Linked DNA regions of Mus musculus: region 2 is linked to region 1. The links are chromatin contacts, found by Hi-C or POLR2A ChIA-PET in ENCODE. All regions are on one chromosome and are shown on one strand. Each heading gives the region's core, a stretch centred on a gene start or an enhancer-like site at or near the end of the contact. The rest is flanking DNA. Distances are from core to core; before and after follow the strand shown. Region 1 holds the start of Rps10 (ribosomal protein S10). Region 2 holds the start of Ilrun (inflammation and lipid regulator with UBA-like and NBR1-like domains).

Evidence for each region. A loop is a pair of places that touch in the nucleus more often than their neighbours do. ChIA-PET counts read pairs that join two places held with the same protein, here RNA polymerase II (POLR2A).
Region 2: a map of left cerebral cortex shows a loop between it and region 1 (3-fold over the local background). The contact joins the promoter of Ilrun here to the promoter of Rps10 in region 1. A Hi-C loop is called at or near these places in 1 of 37 maps with a recorded cell type or tissue (left cerebral cortex). POLR2A ChIA-PET finds 5 or more read pairs at or near these places in 1 of 5 experiments (Patski).

The regions. Positions count from the first base shown.
Region 1 is chr17:27,632,659-27,638,096 of GRCm38, forward strand. Rps10 (ribosomal protein S10) reads right to left here and starts at 2,586. Exons shown (of 6, transcript NM_025963.4): 1 at 2,546-2,586; 2 at 1,668-1,817; 3 at 1,414-1,585. The coding sequence starts at 1,817. It overlaps Gm15420 (predicted gene 15420), which reads left to right and starts at 2,586. Exons shown (of 2, transcript NR_167724.1): 1 at 2,586-2,773; 2 at 3,912-4,210.
Region 2 is chr17:27,817,482-27,822,919 of GRCm38, forward strand. It overlaps Ilrun (inflammation and lipid regulator with UBA-like and NBR1-like domains), which reads right to left and starts at 3,061. Exons shown (of 5, transcript NM_001033279.3): 1 at 2,696-3,061. The coding sequence starts at 2,853.

The DNA of each region.
Region 1 (5,438 bases), core at 1,336-3,835:
CCACAAGCAAGCAGCCAGTGGCAGTTCAGTCCATAAACGATGCTATGAAATCTCAGAGACCTAAACTTGACCACAGATTTCACTGGGAAAAGACACAATTTTCAAAGTTGTCTCCATACCTCCACACACCTTCCAGTTTACCCTTGCCTCCCACACACCCCACTCAGAGGGACTTACTTAGCACATATCCACCTAGAATGGTTTTAGAGGGGATCTGGCTCTATAGCCTAGCCTGCCCCTGCTTCCTGAGCGGGAGGTAGGATTAACATTTTTACCTGGAAGGTTGGGTGGGTTGGCACACACCTTTAATCTCAGCACTCAGGAAGCAGGGGCAGGCAGATCTGAGTTAAGGCCAACCTGATCTGATTTAGGACAATCAGAGAAACCCTGTCTCAAAGTGCCCAAATTATTGCCACAAATTTCTAATTTTTATTTTTTGGTTTGACTTTATGTGACTCACAAAATATCACTGTATAGTCAGTCCTAGCTGTCCTGAAACTCAACAGCGCCTCTGCCTCCCAAGTGCTGGGATCAAAGGTATGCACCACCACGGGCTCCTTAACGAACTTGGTTTCACCCAGGGTATTCATTCAGCAGAGACACAGACCCCCTAACTGCTAGGATCCCTTAGGTGTGCTCTGCACAACTTCCTGGGCTAAGCACTCTCCAGGAAAACCCAACTGTGTTCAGGAATATTTTTACCCCATCACTTCAGCCTGTAGATACTACATTAGTTCAAGGGACTGCAGGCCAGCAGTGATCTCAGGAACCAGGGACGTTCCAGACACCCCCCCCCCAAGCATACCCTCAGGTCATGCTTATACACAGCTGGCTTCTCCCTCCTCCTCCTCCTCACTTCTGTTCCCCTGGCCAAGTAAATACACAAAACCACTCTGCTTGACAGTGCTCTGCCACACCACCGGGTCACACTCAGGCATTGGGGGAGGCTGTAGCCATGAAAACTGTTCAAATTCAAGGCCATCTCACAGAATTCTGGGATATCACCTGAGATCTTGCCCTGACACCACTGTGCTCTAAGAACATGCCTAAGCAGCCGGGCGTGGTGGCACACGCCGTTAATCCCAGCACTAGGGAGGCAGAGGCAGGAGGATTTCTGAGTTCGAAGCCAGCCTGATCTACAGAGTGCGTTCCAGGACAGCCAGGGCTACACAGAGAAACCCTGTCTTGAAAAACCAGAAAAAAAAAAGTCTAAGCTGTGAGAGGTAGAACACACCTGTGACCTCCAACCCTCAGGCTGAGATGGGATCAGAGATTGTTTAAAGTTCCCAGCTATATAAGGACCTCAAGGCCCCTCTGGGTTTCATGAGACCCTATCTCAAAAGCAATTGTGCAACCAATACACCCCCAAAAAACGGTTTCTGAGGCGGCCCTTGGGGCAATCAGAATCAGTACCTTTGGGCCGAGGCCTGCCGGTCTCGGGACGGCTGCGACGCAGGGTGGCGGGCACGATCTCCGGGGGTAGGTGCAGGTAGTCTCGGAGATACTGGATGCCCTCGTTCGTAAGGTACCAGTAGAAATGTCTCCAAGCAAACTGTTCCTTCACGTAGCCTCGAGACTTGAGAGACTGCAGGACATAGACACATGTCAGTCAGCAGCTGGCTCCTCGGGAAGGGCAGACCTATTCCCACCTGTGTCCCTCTCCACACCTGCATGGCCTTCATTACATGAAGGTTGGGCACATTTTTGTCTGCCAGCTCCGGGTGCTTAGGCATGTGGACATCCTTTTTGGCGACCATCACGCCCTCCTTAAAAAGGAGTTCGTAGATGGCAATCCGATTCTTCTTAGGCATCAACATCTGCAAAAAAGACGTGACGGTTTAGCATCATGGCCAGAATCCAAATCACCACTGTCACAGGGTGAAAACGCCAGACAGGCACCATAGGGACCAGGTCCCTCCACCTCCACAGTTTGGAGGAAAGCTACCAGGAAGTTAATGCAATAGGGTCACAAAAGGCACCCATGTATCTGCTGTCACGGCTCTCACAGCCAAGTGACTGGGGGTGGGAGGTAGACACAGAACCTTGTCAACCATACTTGGGGGCCATCAGAACCAGAGGTCGTACCTAGAGCAAAATCGGGGGACTCCTTAAAGAATACAAGGAGGGGCCAGAGAAAGGGCTCCACTTCCTGCGCAGAGGGAGCACTAAAGTAACGGGCTCGGTGCTCCCCTGAAAAGTCCTCCCCAAAGGTAACGCAGAGACCGGAGGGTAGCAGGGAGGAGAGAGGGGGTCTGCCGCGAAAGGGACGCACGCAGGCGGGAGCCGAACCCCTGGCCCGGGCGCTTCCCGCCACACGTGGCCTTCAAACTCCTCTCCTCCACCCGCCGCCATCGGGACGCCGGTCTTCTTCAGTCGACTCTGAGTCGCAGAGCTGCGTCCCCCCACAAAAGCCCTCTGGGCACGGCGCGGCGAGCGGCTGGAAGGGCGAGTACGGCCTTCGCCTCCCCCGGAGGACGCGGGCCCTCAACGGCAGCGCTGCGGCCCGGATGGCGACAGATGGAGCCCGGACGCCGGAGGAACTCACCGCGGCGGCTGCAGGGTCCGAGGCGGAGGCTGGAAAGGAAGGGGCGTGCGCGGCGCAGCGTCTCTTCCGGGCTGCGCGGCTCCGCCTCCCTGCAGGACCCGCGCGCTGCCTGGGGTGCCCTCGGCAGTGCCTGAGGAGTGGGGACGGTGCTAGGACGCATGTGCGAGCCATCCCGCTACGCTTCCCGCCCCCTCCTCCACCCCGCCCCCACCTGGAGATTGCTAGCCCGTGAGTTGTGTCCGGAGCTGGGGTGCAGGCGCTTGGTGCAGAGAGGCCGGTCCGCATTGCCCGGTGGGGATGGAGGCGGAGGGCTAAGAGTTCAGGGATAGATTAGGCCAGCCTGAGCTACCTGAGACCTTGTCCCGGAAGGACAAAAAAAAAAAAAAAAAAAAAAAAAAAAAGCATACATGGCTGGTACACTTTTTACACATTCCAGACTCATTCGCAGGAAGAAACTGACATCCCCATTAACCCTGCTTATACTGGAGTAAATTTTACTTACGCTTCGTAAAGCCTCTCAAATAAGAAATGTTAGTCATGCTGGGCGTGGTGGCGCACGCCTTTGATCCCAGCACTCGGGAGGCAGAGGCAGGCGGATTTCAGAGGCCAGCCTGGTCCCCAAAGTGAGTTCCAGGACAGCCAGGGCTACACAGAGAAACCCTGCCTCGAAAAACAAACAAACAAAAAAAGAAATGTTAGTCATCAGGCAGGGTAGCGTCCAGGCGAGACACATCCAAGTAAGACCCTCCCTAAAAAAAAAAAAAAATAATAATAATAATAATAATAATAAATAATAGTAATTAATTTAAAAGGCAAGGCATGATGTGCAGTACGGATGCAGAGGCAAGCAGATCTCCCTGAGTTCAAGCCCAGCCTGGTGTAAACAGCGAGTTCCAGGCCAGCTAGAGGCACAGTCTCAAAACAAAACCAGCCATGCCCAAAGAAATGCACCCCACCTTGTTGATTTTAATTTCTAGTTCTCCTTTACCTGTCTGACTAAACGGTTTCTTTATTGTGTGTGTTCGCTTATTGCAGACAAGGTTTTGTTCTTGCCTCTGCCTCACAAATGCTGGCATTGCAGGCGTGCACCACCATGCCTGGTTGATGAGCTGTCTTCTCAACACCCCGGCCACAAGCACGAAGCCAGCATCAAATTAACTGACCATGCGTGGTGGCAGCACCGGAGGAGGTGAAGGACTGCCTCACCTCTGGTTGGGAGGACAGCTCCTGAAAATACTCCTTACAGACAATTTGTATTGTGTTGACATTTACTGTCTGTCAATCAACACGAAAGCCAAGGGGAGGAATTTTTCTCCCCTCCCCCGCCCCCATGCTGCTTTAACTTCTGTCTTTCCACCCACCGCAGGTCTACAGTTGTCTGATGGGGGACTGAGATGGGCTGCCACAGTCTGGTCCTGCTCTGTAGCCTGGGCTGCGGTCAATCTTGAGATCTCCCAGCCACAGCCTCAAGTGCTGAGAAACCAGGTGCGGCTGTAAGCATCTAAAACAAGATAGTTCCAGGCGGAGTCTCTGACTGGCCGGCTGGAGATGAGGCTGGGCTGGAACTCCTAGCTACCCTCTGCTTCTGCCTCCCACGCTGCTGTTAACTAATGGGCCCTCCAGTTAGCTCATCCCAGGAAATCCATAAAAGCCTTTTGTTCCTGAGGACTCTGCTCTCCTTTGTGACCTTTGCCGGCTCCATCTGAATCTTTCCCGACAACTGTGCTCCCCAACCCCCACGCTTGGCTTCATCTCAGTTGTATTGGTTTTGTGCCAAGAGCTCCCAAATTTCTGGTGATGTAGGATAAATATCTTGGGATTCCCTGGCTACCTTGCAACTGCCAGACACCCAGGCCCCAACACTGGGCCTAAAAGCCGTTTGGGCTGAAGTGGATAGGAGCAATGCATGCATCAAGCAATATATATTTTTTAAAGATTTATTTATTATATGTAAGTACACTGTAGCTGTCTTCAGACACACCAGAAGAGGGTGTCAGATCTCATTACAGATGGTTGTGAGCCAACATGTGGTTGCTGGGATTTGAACTCCAGAACTTTGGAAGAGCAGTCAGGTACTCTTACCCATTGAGCCATCTCACCAGCCCCAAGCAATATTTAAACCCATAATATGCCAAGAACATACAAAGAAAATGACTGGAGCCTGGTAGGAGCGAATAGCGGAGTGGGAGTGGGGAAGCCAAAGCCTACATAGAAGACTCAGAAGAGGGAGGAGGCAGAGAAGGCTCTGTGTGGTAGAGAGCCAGGGTGACAACAGCCAGGACAATGTGACCTCGGCCGGAGCGGTGAGAGTCTGTGGCTCAGCTGGCACCATCCCAGCTTAGCCCTCAGGAAGCCCTGAGTGTTGTATAAAGTATAAACCTGGTGTGCTGTGGCTAAGACCCGGTCACCGCAGCTCTTGAGAGGTGGAGGCAGGAGGCCGGCAAGTACAAGCTTATCCTCAGCTACAGGAGGTGGGGGGGTGCCGGGGTGGTTAAGAGCACTGACTGCTCTCCCAGGGGTCCTCTGGAGGATTTCAAACAACAGCAGACGTGGTGAGGTATGTTTTAAAGAGACTGCCTTTGTAAGACAAACTGTAACAGAATCCTCTAGTGGACCCAAGTCAAAACACAACAAAGCTGCCCCTGAGGTTTAGAGAAATACCAGAGTCTCCCCTCAGTCCCTATGCTAACGGCTCTAGCTCTGGGTGCAGTCAGGAGCTCTGGAGCTGGCTCTTTACTTCAGAGCCTGAAGGCTCGTCTTTTATTATTATTATTATTATTATTATTATTATTATTATTATTTTAGCCGGGTGGTGGTGGTACAAGTCTTTAGTCCCAGCACTTGGGAGGCAGAGGCAGGAGGATTTCTGAGTTCAGGACAGCCAGGGAAACCC
Region 2 (5,438 bases), core at 1,811-4,310, 190 kb after region 1:
TTTATCCAATGAAGTCTTTGATTGATTGGGTTCTAGAGATAGGGTTTCTGTGTGGACCCTGCTGGCCTTGAACTCAGGAGATCCACCTGTCTCTGCCTCCCATGGTCTGTGATTAAAGGCATGCACATCAACCAGGGTTCAGGGTACAGATCTTAAGTACTCAGTTGGTCCATGGGGTTTTTGTGGGGTTCTGCGAACTTATATTTTTTTAATTAAAAAATATGAGTGGGGTGGTAGTGGCACCTTTAATCCCACCACCCAGAGGGCAAGAGGCAGGTGGATCTCTTGTGAGTTCAAGGCCACCCAAAGTTATTTATTAGAGATTCCGTCTCATAAAAAACAACAAACTCACTCAGTCTTTATTTATTATCACTTTGTTTGAGTACAGCATACAGGTCTATGGAGGTCAACTGTTGGTACACAGGTTCTCTTAGCGTTCTGTTTTCCCACACAGGGTTTCTATGTGTAGACCAGGCTGGCCTGGAACCCACAGAGATCCGCCTGCCTCTGCCTCTGCCTCCAGAGTGCTGGGGCTTGCACAACCACATCTGGCTGGGGGAGCCATGTTCTTGTTACTTTTCTCAGCCACATGCCTTGCCTGTTACTCACCTGTCACAAACTCTGAAACCGTCTCAGAAAACACACACCCCTCAAGCATACAAAGCTAATTCTGGTGGGTTTATAGTCAGAAGAGCTGAACCAGGCAACACTGGCAGTACTAAAAACTTAGCTGGGCCTGATGGCTCACACCTGTAATCCCAGCACTCACAAGACTAAGGATCAATGGTCCCGAGTCTCTTCAGTATTTAAATAGTCACATCAGGAGGAACTAGGGAGAAATAGTGTTCTTTCCCTACCAAACCACCAAGCTACCTAGTGTAAATAAGAGGGGAAAAAGAAGCTGGGATGTGGGAGACAGACAGCAGCAACGCTCTACACAAGCTAGAGGCTCCTAGGAACTAGACTAGAGCAATGCCCACTCCTGCATCCATCCACAACCTACCAGTCATAGGCTGTGCTCAGGATTTTTCTTTTTCTTTTTTTTTTTTTTAAACAGGCTCTCAATATACCCTGGCTGGCCTGGAACTTGCTATGTAGACCAGCCTGGCCTCAACTCACTTAGATGTGCCAGCTTCAGTCTCCAGACTGCAAGGACTAAAGGTGTGCCCAAATGAAACCCATCTAGTTGGTGCTCAGAAAAGTAGCTCCATTCCCTGCATCAGATCACCTGGACCCAATATACAAGCCCAGGAGCTGGAGAGACACTCAACAGCATGTCTGAGTTCCATCTCTAGCACCCAGTACTAGCACCCCACAGCCCACATGTACCCGATGCCTCAGGCCTCCAAAAGAACCTGTACACATGCACATACTCACAATTAGGAAATAATAAAAATAAACGAAGACACAAACAGAACTCACAAGTACTTGTTTAACTCTAAAAGGCTGTGCCTCAATGCCTCCCAGTTTACCAGACACTAAAATATCAGCCCCATTCTTGTCATTTTTTTTTTAAGACCAATAGTGAAAACACTTCACCTCTGGTTCTCATCACAGATAAGCATCTTTGGAGTGGGGTGGGGGAGCACTAGGCAGGAGTAGGATAAAAATCTAAGCTTACAACCTCTTTTCAGACATTGCTCGAGGCACTGGGTGGACATGGAAATAATGGGAGTTTGTTCAAGGGATGCCAAGAGAAACAAGATTCCACACGTCAGGGCACTGAACGCTCAACACGGGGCAAAGGGCATGCACCCCCTTGCTTTTTGCTCAAATCCCGATTAGTTGCTTCACCTGAGAGCCTTTCAAAGGCCGTCTAATGGTCTCCAGTCTAATGGTTAAATTCCCGAGTGAACTTAACAATCCCTACTTGGAGACCAAGAGAAAGTATTCTTGCTTATCAAAAACAGCAAGTGCTGCTCTAAGAACCAAGACACACGTCGGTGCCTGGAGACAGCTCCACTTCAGCCTGTACAACCCAACTACAAGCCAGAACCCCTGGCCCCCAACCTATACATTTCTCAGTTTTCTGTCAACTAAGCCCATCCAATCAGTAAGCTCGTCAAAGTTCCCAAGGCCAAGCCTCTGCCCAGCACGCCAGTGTCTTCACAAAGTTCCTGCCTCCAAGATCAGCTTCCCTCCACTTTCTGAAGACTTTTCCCAGTCCTCGTCGCAGGCCTGGCGCTCCGGCGCCTCCATTAGATGTCACTTCTCCCTGGCACAACTCTTCCTTTCTCACCATACTCAGTTGATTATAATTTGTGTTCCCTCCGCCGCAAAAGTCGTTTTCGCCCTTATCTCCTCAAAGAGACACAAGATCTATTCTCAGCTCCGAGACCTCTCCCGCGCCCAGAGTTCGACCTCAGCACCTAACACACTCCCTCGAGTTTCCACACCGTTCTGTCATCCTCAGCTCCTACACTTCGCACCTATTTAAAAGGAAAACACTTCGCAACTCTCGTTTCCTGTGCTTTCTACTCCCAGAACACACGCTTTTCGCCCCAGATCGACTCCCCTGGCTTCCACCTCACCACTTCTCCCCTCTTCCCATGTTCTTCGGGCTCTGACTCCCTGCCACCTCCCGGCCTGGGCCCTGCCCTGCCCGGGAGTACTCCACGAGCGGGCTCCGGTGTTTTTGCCCTCGGGGCCGCGAGGCCGCTGCCAGCAGGATTGGCTCCGCGTGGGGCGGACTCACCAGTTGGTCATGTCCAGGAAGAAGGCGCAGCCGGCCGGGTTGAGCTGGAAGCCGAGTAGCCGCTGGAACTCGGAGATGAGCACGTCCTTGTCTGTGGTGCCCAGGCAGCTGAACTTCTGCATGAGCTCCGGATCCAAGTCCACGTCCATGCCCTCCATGGCGGGGGGCCCGGACGCACAGCTTCCACCGCCCCGACCTGCTTCTCCACGGGCGGCCGCCGCGCCCGGGCCCGAGCCCACGAAGGGCGGCCCGCTGCTGGCCGGCGCCGCGCGCACTGCTCCGAGACAGGCCCCAGGCCTCTCACCGCCTCATGGGCTGCGCGCGCCGCGCCGAGCCGCGCCGCACCGCACCGCTCGCTCCTCTCTCGCTGGCTCTGGGGCTCGCGCTCCCCCCCCTCCCACCCCCCCCAGCGCCCGCCTCCGCCGCCGCCGCTGCTGCCGCCGCGGTTCGCAGCACCGCCGCCTCCGCCTCCTCCCGGGCCGCGCCCAACGCGCACGCGCGGGGCCGCTCGGACCCCGCCCCTTCCTCTCCCGAAAGCCCGCCTTCAGTGACGTCATAACTCGGTGACGTCTCTCGCGTGACCTCACCGCGACAGAGCGGAGGGGGCAGGAAACGGGAAGCCGGAAAGAGCGGATACTGGGCGGGTCTCTGTCCTCGCCTGAGTCCCCACACTGCGTGGGAGGAGTCACGAGTCTGAGAGGTGCTTCGGAGACGAGCGACCCCACCCATGCTCAGGCTGGGAACCCGAAGTCGCCACAGGAACAGAGGCTGGGACTGGGGCAAAGGGCAAAGGGCAGCACAGAGCGGACTCTTGCTGCTCCGCTCTCAGGGGACTTAGTATTCAAACAGACATTTTCCCAAGGTCGCGGCGGTGCACGCTTAGTCTCTGGATTCTGACCTGAGTTTCTCATGACTGCCTATGTTACTATGCAACCTTAGCATTACGTTTCCAGAAAATAAAGGCAGCCTAATGCAAGCACCAGTTACAGGTCAGAGGAACCGATCCTCTGCAAAGAAAGGTCAATACCCTAGAATTTAGCAAATCTTGTTCTGTCTCTAAAATCCACGACCAAAAAAATGACTGTAGACAGTATCCAGTGTATCTACTAATGTGAGGCTCCATTTGAAGCTGAAGGATTAAGAAGCTCAGCTGTGGAGAGACTCATCTGCCCGTTCTGTCACCAAGTATTTTCTCAGTGTCACCTGTTAGATATGACTAGGTACAGGGATGGGGGTGGGTAAGAAACTGGGCAACTGGGGACTTGGCTTAAGCTGTTTCCCCGAAGGTATGAAGACCTGGGTTCCTGAGAGCAGAGATACTTCGCTCTTGCATATAAGGCCTGGCTGACAGCCAAGGGTGGCGGCACTGGGGAGGCAGGCAAATTTCTGTGTGTTTGATGCCAGCCAGAGATACTCTAGACCCTGCCTTTAAAAAATAAACCACCCCAGCACTCAAGAGGCAGAGGCGGGCTTTCTTCCTGGAGTTGCCTTTGATCTCATCCTCCTACCCCTACTTGCTGGGATAACTACTGTCACAACTACTTCTGAAAAGAGACTCAACTGAAGTCAGTGGGCCTGGGAGGAGGCTCAAAATCGCCTGGTGATTGTTATCATATCCAAATTTCAGAGCAGAACCTTGAGCAAATGCAGTTATTGCTGATAGTTTGCTCAACAGTTCAACCTGATTAAAGATTGACAAAATATGTTTACGGATGTGTTTGAATTGTGTCTATCTCATGAACAGCAGCTGTGAGATCATGAGGACCAGAGCTCAGGGTTATCAGTGTGACAGTTTGTGTATTCCTACCGTTGGCAGTGCTTCAGACACTCTCTTCTCCTTAGTCATGGTTTCTTAGGACATAAACTACCAGGTTAGCTTCATATCACATGCCTGTAATCCCCACATGAGGAGGCCGAGGATCAGGATGGAAGGCCACCCTTAACTGCTTAGTGAGGTCAAAGTGAGCCTTGGCTACAAAAAAGCCAAAAGACAGCCTCATATGGTGACACACCTGTGATCTCAGCACTTGGGAGGCAAAGGCTGGAGAATAAGGAATTGAGGCCAGCCTCCACCAGCCCTGGTGACTCGAGACTGTCTCAAACAAAACAAATCATAAGAGCCAGACAGGGTGGCTTCCATCAGTAATCCCAGACAGGGTAGATTCCGTCATCTGTAATCCCAGTACTGGGAATCGATATAGGGGACTGAGGTCGGGGCATTGCTATCTGTTCAAGGCCAATCTGGCTTCAGAATGAGTTTGAAGACAGTTTGAATAGCATAAGACTTTATCTCAATAAAGAAAGCAAAAGCTGAGCAAACTCAAGCTCCAGGATTAGAGAGAGACCCTGCCTCAGAGGAGTGGGAGGTGACATGAGAGAGAACGGCAGTCACCAGGTCTGGCCTCACACCCTGGCTAGATGTGGGCAGGGTTCAAGTGTGAACTGTTGAGGACACTTTTGGGAGCTGGTTTTCTCCTTCCACTGTGGAATCTGAGGCTCAGGCCTCGTACAGCAAATGCTTTTACACTGAGCCATCTCACTAGCCCAGGAAACTAATTTTTAAATGGGAAAGAGAGAAGATGTGAAAGGATAAATTAGGAACTATGAAGCAGGCCTCTTCCTAGGTGGTGAGGTTACAGGGCAGAGACATGTCCGCTTTTGATTTTAAGGTTGGGTCTCGGGCTGGAGAGAGAGATGGCTCAGTATGTAAGAGCACTGCCTTCTCTTCCAGAGGTCCCAGCAA